3 separate regions of the Homo sapiens genome follow, and all the other regions are linked to region 3. Evidence: chromatin loops called from intact Hi-C (ENCODE). Cell type or tissue: CD4-positive, alpha-beta T cell. All regions are shown on one strand.

Evidence for each region. Hi-C counts contacts between places; a loop is a spot of excess contacts. Peaks named below come from ENCODE experiments on the same cell type or tissue, not always from the same donor. Only the 100,000 strongest peaks of a DNase experiment are listed, where the experiment ranks them.
Region 1: a loop joins it to region 3, with 2.3 times the contacts of the local background. A loop is called at or near these places in 10 of 110 quality-filtered maps.
Region 2: a loop joins it to region 3, with 3 times the contacts of the local background. A loop is called at or near these places in 9 of 110 quality-filtered maps.

The regions. Positions count from the first base shown.
Region 1 is chr12:14,402,766-14,405,265 of GRCh38, reverse strand. All of the region lies in intron 1 of ATF7IP (activating transcription factor 7 interacting protein), which reads right to left. Among named protein-coding and RNA genes, the nearest start is that of ATF7IP, 38 kb to the right of the region's middle. In CD4-positive, alpha-beta T cell, no CTCF peak of the experiment used is centred here; a DNase peak (open chromatin) is centred at 1,385; H3K27ac peaks cover 1,908 bases.
Region 2 is chr12:14,237,444-14,239,943 of GRCh38, reverse strand. No RefSeq gene overlaps it. Among named protein-coding and RNA genes, the nearest start is that of ATF7IP, 130 kb to the left of the region's middle. RefSeq lists enhancers at 546-625, 1-719. In CD4-positive, alpha-beta T cell, a CTCF peak has its summit at 1,523 (motif pointing left); DNase peaks (open chromatin) are centred at 293 and 1,553; H3K4me3 peaks cover 650 bases; H3K27ac peaks cover 305 bases.
Region 3 is chr12:14,768,786-14,771,285 of GRCh38, reverse strand. H4C16 (H4 histone 16) reads left to right here and starts at 155. Exons shown (of 1, transcript NM_175054.2): 1 at 155-566. The coding sequence starts at 202. The coding sequence ends at 513. LOC105369669 reads left to right here and starts at 629. Exons shown (of 3, transcript XM_047429947.1): 1 at 629-1,386; 2 at 2,277-2,347. The coding sequence starts at 1,133. RefSeq lists enhancers at 343-672, 337-933, 934-1,529. In CD4-positive, alpha-beta T cell, CTCF peaks have their summits at 1,036 and 1,241; DNase peaks (open chromatin) are centred at 125, 995, 1,245 and 2,165; H3K4me3 peaks cover 2,500 bases; H3K27ac peaks cover 2,383 bases.

The sequences.
Region 1 (2,500 bases), 370 kb after region 3:
TTATCACAAATTTTCCAGCCAATTCTATTTATAATTCTACATCTTCCTTCAGTTAAACCTTTCAAAGAAACTTACACTTTTGATAGCAAGATCTCTACTACTGGGCATACAACAAAGAATGAACCAGCACCTCCACTGGCAGCAAAAGAAAAAATTACATTTCCACTCTAAATTTTTCCTAGCAACAATGCCTAAGAATACAATCTACTTGTTTCTGGCAAATGTCTGCAATCGACTTAGTTTCATAGGATGGGCTGTTAAAAGCGATTAAAAAAAGTTTAATATATTTTAAGAAAGCACAGAGTTCTTTACCCAAAACCAAGAATTGCCACTTAGTTTCATCTTTTGGAACCTGAAAAAAAATCTGTAGAGTTCTGACCAAAAATTCTATACTTTGGAAACTCTCTTAACCTCCTAATCATCATATCAAATAAGCCAGTGGTCTCCATCCATTCTACAAATTTATTGACTGATACCCATGGTCTTCTGCTCTCAACTAAACCTGTTCATGTAAGTTGTGTTTGTTACTAAGTTGTACATTTTTTAATAAATTACAGAATTTAAATTTTGTGTAAACTGATGAAATATGAGTGCAAAAAAAAAGAGAGTTGTGAAATATGTAACAGTAAGAGAGACCAATGCAAAAAAACCAAATATACATACACACACCAGGGTATGACAGATCTTAGGCAAATCATTTAACATCGTTAGGTCTAAAGCTTTCCATGTGAAATATAAGGAAATTAAATCAGAAGACCTTAAAGAACCTTTCAGGTTTTTTGCTGATAACATTTTAATAAAGTGTACTTAAAAATGTACTGTTTAAGCAATAATAAAGATAGGTTGATTTACTCATGTATTCAATATTCATCAAATGCCTGTGGTCATGATTATAGGACAATTTTTAAGCCACTCTAAAGAAATGATGTGATGAAAAGTACAAGAACATAATCTAATAAAGTGTTCCTGTATGTAGATTTTAATGTAAATGTGGAAGATAAATACAGCAGTAATACAATATATGGATATTTTTCTACATGTATGACCATGAAAATTAGAAGTTCTGTTCTCTAGTTTCCATGAACTGCCTTGTCTCCATTATAGACTGTTTAGCACTGGAAAAAAAAAAAAAAGCTTACAAATGTGTAATTACAAAGATGCCCATATTGTCTTCCTGATAGGGTTAGTATTACCAATGTTTATGAGCCAGATTTCTGAAAACTGACTCTGCATTTAAAAAAAAAAATCACTCAAATTCAAGTGAGACGGGGGAAAAAAGAGTATGCCTTTCTTTCCAATCTCAATTTCAATTGCACTTCTGCTCATAACCCTATTTATAATTCAGTTATAGCCACAAGACTTCACAAGTAGTTGCTAAGCAACAGCAGCATGCTGAGTTCAGGGCTATTGGAAATCTGGCTCTCTGCCACATGAAAATATTTAACTGAGCCTAGAGCCTCCAGAATTAAAAAAAATAAAAAGGAGGAGGTGGAGAGAGAGAAGCAGGGGAGAAAAATTCCAAGGAAATTCAGTGATAAATGCAGTAAGCCACCAAGTACATATAACTAAGCTCTTTTGGAGGGTTCACAAATGCAGATCTAGCACCTTATTTTGGCATTTCCAAATACCATATTTCTCTTCTAAATTTTTAATCATCTTTTCTACTGTTGACATAAAGAGTCTGAAGCCATTTGACTGGTAAACAGAAAAAAATTCGATCAGCCACCTCACTGTTAACAGCACAACAATCAATTCAATAAATATACTGTGCAAAGAACAGTGCTTAGAGAGACTAGAAGAGCAGTTTGTGGAGCCTGACTGTGACTATGTTAGATCATTAAGGCCAGGAGGCAAGAAACTATACATTTTCTTCTAATTCCTTTATCCTCATATTCCTGGTTAACTACTAAAAGATGAGATTAACATCTCTATCCTAAACTGCACTGTTTTTCCATTTTAAACACCTCTAATAATTTTTAAAGCATATTAGGAAATTTATTGACAATATAAAAGGGGTAAACAAAAATTAACTCATTTCTTAACAGAAATTGAAAAGACACTAAATGTTTCAACACTCATTCACTGATAAAAATTAAAATTAAGCACTGATAAAAATAAAAATTAAGAACATAAAAATCATTCCTTTAGCTGATAAAGATCACTTCAAACTAACAAGAAATTCCATAATAATATACCACAGATATTTCTCTTAAACACAAAAAAACACCATAGTAATAAAACACCACAGACATTTCTCTTAAACACAAAACAAAGGGTATGCATACTATATCCAATACGTTGTGAAAATCCTGAGCAAAGCAGTAAAAGCTCAAACAGGAGTCAGAACATACAATAAAGAAAACATTCAGGCCAGGAGCTGTGGCTCATGACTGTAATCCTAGTACTTTGGAAGGGTGAGGTGGGTGGATCACCTAAGCTCAGAAGTTCAAGACCAGCCTGGACAACATGGAGAAACTCCGTCTCTACTAAAAATACAAAA
Region 2 (2,500 bases), 530 kb after region 3:
ACAATAAAATCTAAACTTTTCTCTCTTTTTTTCTCTTTTTTTTGGGGGGTGTCAATAAACCTTCCCTAATTTTATCCCCGCCCCCTTTTAGAAAACGTTCCTGGATCATCGCTGCATTTTTGCTATTCCTTTCTGTAACCTTGCCATTCAAAGAGATGCCATTTGCGGTTACAGCAGTTTTTCAACAGTGGCAGTATTTGAGGTCAGATAATTCATTTGTCGTGGTTGGCTGTCTGTGCACTGTGGGACGTTTAGCTGCATCCCTGACCTTTACCCACTAGCTGCCAGTAGCACTCCTCCAGTGGTGACAAGCAAAAATGTTACCAGACATTTCGAAATCTCCCCCGGGAGCGATATTGCCTCTGGTTAACCATTGGGATAGGGTGTGCTGTTTCATGTCTACCCTCCCCTACGCCTGCTCCTCTTTCTGCAGGCAGTGGCCTTCTCCCTGTGGTTATCCTGGCAAACGCAGGCTCATCTCTCAAAATCTCTGCTCCGTGCTCCCTCCCTGGTGAAGCCTTCCCCGTCTGTCAAGGTGGAGTTAGGCAAGTTGGCCCTCCCATTTAGATGGCACCTTGCTATTAGAGTCAGATCGAATTGTAATTCAATGGAGTTGTCTGTTTCCATCTCAGGCTGAGGGTTTAGAAGGTCAGATTGTTTTTTAGTATTTTGTCTCCTGTACCCAGTTAAGTACCTGGGCCAGAATATTGACATCTAGGTGTATCTTTAACAATTTATGTTTCAATGTTGGAAATGATTAAAACAGTTTAGAAATAACATTTAAAGGCAGATTAATTTTTTTTGCCTCATAACTGATATGATGTCTGTGATATCTAGATTTTAATAAGCCACCACATCTCACATATGATATTTTGTATATGATTTGTGAATAGTTGCCTCTAGTTATTAAACTTGTTTTTGTCAGGTCGGGCCACACAGTCCCACGCCTGTAGTCCCAGCACTTTGGGAGGCCGAGGTGGGAGGATCTCCTGAGCTTAGGAGTTTGAGATCAGCCTAGGCAACATGGTGAAACCCCATCCCTACAAAAAAATATAGAAATTAGCCAAGGGTGATGGTGCATGCCTGGAATCTTACCCCAGAGGCTGAGGCAGGAGGATCACTTGAGCCCCAGAGACGGAGGCTGCAGTGAGCCAAGATAGCACCGCTGCACTGCAGCCTGGGTGACAGAGCGAGACCCAGGTCTCAAAAGAAAATAAAAGAAAAAAGAAACAAATAACAAACTAAGACACAAACACACTCATTATCCTAGGCCTCATTAGGCGATAGAAATTTTTCAGCCCCGTTGTAATCTGTTGTATTTTCAGTCCGAATATCTACTGAACTGTCATGTGTCATGTGAGTGTACTCTTGAATAACCACCTGCATAAAGCCACGCTATTATTTGACAATAATTTAGTATTTCTGCATTTTTAGTTATTTAGGACCAACTATACTTTAAAACGTTATTCCATTTGGGAAGCTCATTATCTATCAATAATAATTGTGAAAAATATTTTTAACATTTGATTTTTAAATACCTTACCAATGCTGCCATCTCCTGGATGCTTTTAAGCACTGTAACAATCAAGGAAGCTTACAGTTCTTAATAGTGGTTTCCAAAAATAACATGATATATGCCTATCAAAAGCTTTTATTTTTTGCCCCGTTCTTTTTCTTTTTATTTTTTTGGTTAGTTTGCAGAAGGCCTGTATACATTTTTACTATTTGCTCCATAAAATAGTTGACTATCTACCTACCTTTCTAACCTCCCACCGCTGGAGACAGAATGGTGTAGTAGTACTGTAGTGTAAAGTGATTATGCTACTTTTATTTTGCCTCTCTAGACCAATATCCACCCTTCTCTACTCTGCTTTGTGTCCTAGGAGGCAGAGACTGACCTATATGGAATGCATCAAGAAGCTATCTTGACTTTTAGCTTCAAATTGGGTCTGGGCAATGGGAAGCACTCAAAGGAAATTAAAGAGAAAGAAGAGCGTAGAGCTGGAGAGTTTATCCCCCCCAGCTCCCTTCTTATGAGGTCCCAGGGCTCTGTCCCTTCAATGAAGGTCATATCCCCAACAAGAGCCCTTACCAAAATAGTTCACTCTATGTTAGGGAAATAGTATTTACATCCTTTCTATATCTTTCAGGCCTAAAGATGATAACAGTACCTAAATGTTGTGAAACCCAGAGCACTTTGCTGTCCCCTGGGGTTATCCTACATTCTGTCCATACCTTTTAGATGCTCCTTTTATTAAATAGCTCCTTAAATTACCTAGCTTGAATATATTTCATTTCGTCCCGACCAAAACAATGAGAATAATGATAGCACTTAACTCAGGCTTGTTACAAGTGTTAAGTAAGTTAAAACGTGATTAATGTTTAAACCATGTCTAAGAAAAGAGATAAAAATGAAAGCAATAGGAAAGAAAATGATAGTGATAGGAGACAAAGATGATCCAATACTAGGATAATTGCTATTTGTTTAGTGGTTAGAAGT
Region 3 (2,500 bases):
ACAAAAAAATCAGGCTGGTTTCGCTGACTGCTTCCTGGACTTAACAACTATAGCATGTCTCCAGAGGTGGGGCCTAGAGCTCCGCCCACTTTTTTGATGTTTTCAAACAGGTCCGCATCGAGAGACTATAAGCCCTGGTCTGCGACTGGCAATCACAGTGGGCAGCCCGATTTTCTGCTGAGTAGGCGCTGTGATTTCAGAATGTCTGGGCGAGGTAAAGGTGGCAAGGGGCTGGGTAAGGGAGGCGCCAAGCGCCACCGGAAGGTGCTGCGGGACAATATCCAAGGCATTACAAAGCCGGCGATTCGCCGTCTCGCCCGACGTGGGGGCGTCAAGCGCATTTCTGGTCTCATCTACGAGGAGACCCGGGGAGTCCTCAAAGTCTTCCTGGAGAACGTGATCCGTGACGCGGTGACTTACACGGAGCACGCCAAGCGCAAGACCGTCACGGCCATGGATGTGGTGTACGCGCTGAAACGCCAGGGTCGCACCCTTTATGGTTTCGGCGGTTGAGCTGTCCCCACAGCTTCTCTACAGACTCCAAAAGGCCCTTTTCAGGGCCCCCAAACTGTCACAGAAAGAGCTGTTAACACTTCCTAGATAACGGGTAAATATCAACCCTTTGATGTCGCCTTCCGGATACCGGAAATGGGATATTCGCGGCCCGAGCATCTGCTCGGGATTAGACTTGGCGGGCACGGGGAGAACTAGACCTCAAGGAGGGGGTTCCGCCTGTGCTTAGGTACGACCCTGGAGGTGCCGCGCAACGCAGTAGTGACCTCCCAAAATCCAGACACCGGATTTTGTTTAGAAGAGTGCTTGTACAAAGCCCTAGTGTTAGAACTGGTCATGGTCTTCTAAGCGGCCGAGTCGTTGGCCCATAAGCACGTATCGGATGGCTTCCATGTAAATCAGGGCTTAGGTGACTTCCTGCTGGCCTTCAGGGGTGAGCGTCACGCGTCAAGGGCGGTTCGTGCGTGTGCAGGGCTTGCTAAGTCGCAGGAAATGGGAGGTCGCAGCACGCCGCTACCTGCAAGCCCGAAAGCTGAATGCAGCTCTAGTGTGGCGCGTAGTCTTACTGGGTACTATTTTACTTAATCGCTGACGTTGAGTGAGAGGTGACCAAGCTCAGATGCTGAGATTAAGGCGGCCGGGCGAAACTCGCGACACCCTGCGATTCCCTCTTAGCCAGCTGCGTAAAGTTGCCTACGCCAAGCGGGTAGCGTCCTGCTCGGCCACCTGGCGGCGGGCGTGGAGTTGGCAGGCAGGCAGTGGGGGTCACGCCGGCATGAAAGGCCAGATCACCTGCAGGTCGCCAAGTTGCCGGGAATCCCCCGCTCCGAGCAGTGTCATGCCCATCACAAATAACCCTATCGCAGCCGGGAGGTAAGCCCTGGCTTCCGAGTAAAGGCCCTGTTCAGAGCAGCCTGGGGGTCTAGAAGGGAAACGGGTGGCGGGTTAGGTTCTAATAAGTTCAGTGAGAATGTAAGAGAGACAGCTGTGGGATTACCAAGCGCGTGGTCCTACCCGGTACTCCCGGGGTGTAGTGAGGGTCTTGGAGAAAGGTGGGGCTGGTGCTACCAGTTAAGCGCACTTTCCAGTAGGCGAGGGTAGGGGGCGGAAGACCTGGTGATCAGCCTGCGTCCAGGCCGTAGGGGTCGCCCCGGCCTCCGGTAAAGCTCCGTATAACAGCCTCGCTCTACTCCTGGCTCTGTCCTTCCTAACTTCTCATTAGGCTTGGCACCCCAGGATGCGGTGTGATCCATGCCGCGTTAACTAATCTGCCCCTTCTCTACCTTTTCTTTTTTCCTTTCTTTTCGAGACCAAGTCTAGCTCTGCCACCGAGGCTGGAGTGCAGTGGCACGATCTCGCCTCCGCCTCCCGGGTTCAAGCGATTCACCTGCCTCAGCTTCCGGAGTAGCTGGGATTACAGGCCTGCGCCACCACGCCTGGCTAATTTTTGTATTTTTTTTTTTTTTGGTAGATACGGGGTTTCACCATGTTGGCCAGGCTGGTCTTGAACTCCTGGCCTCAAGTGATTCACCCGCCTCCGCCTCCCAAAGTGCTGGCATTTCAGGCGTGAGCCACCACGCTTGGTCTTGCTCTAGCTATTCTAAACATGAAGAAGTCATATAGCTTCCTTGGTGCGGTGGGCTGAAGTCACTCTAAGGGAGTTTCCCAGCCCCAGGGGTTAAAGAACTGGAGTCAAGATTGGAACCCAGCTGGCGAAGGATTCCGCACCGCTAGATCTTGACATTTGCCTCTTCTTCTGCCAGGAAGGCTCCCCTGTTCCTTTTTGCTGACGTGTCATTTCTAAGTACTTTCTCCTACTCCATAAAGACTTCAAGTGAGTACACAATACTGGTGTTAGTTTAATTTCTAAGACAGTGAGACACTCGGAGAAGTTCAATTTTCTTTAATGCAAGTGAAAAATTGAGTTACTTAAAAGAAATAGAGTCTGGCATACTTTCGTGCCCTCGATATTTGTTGCATGACCAAA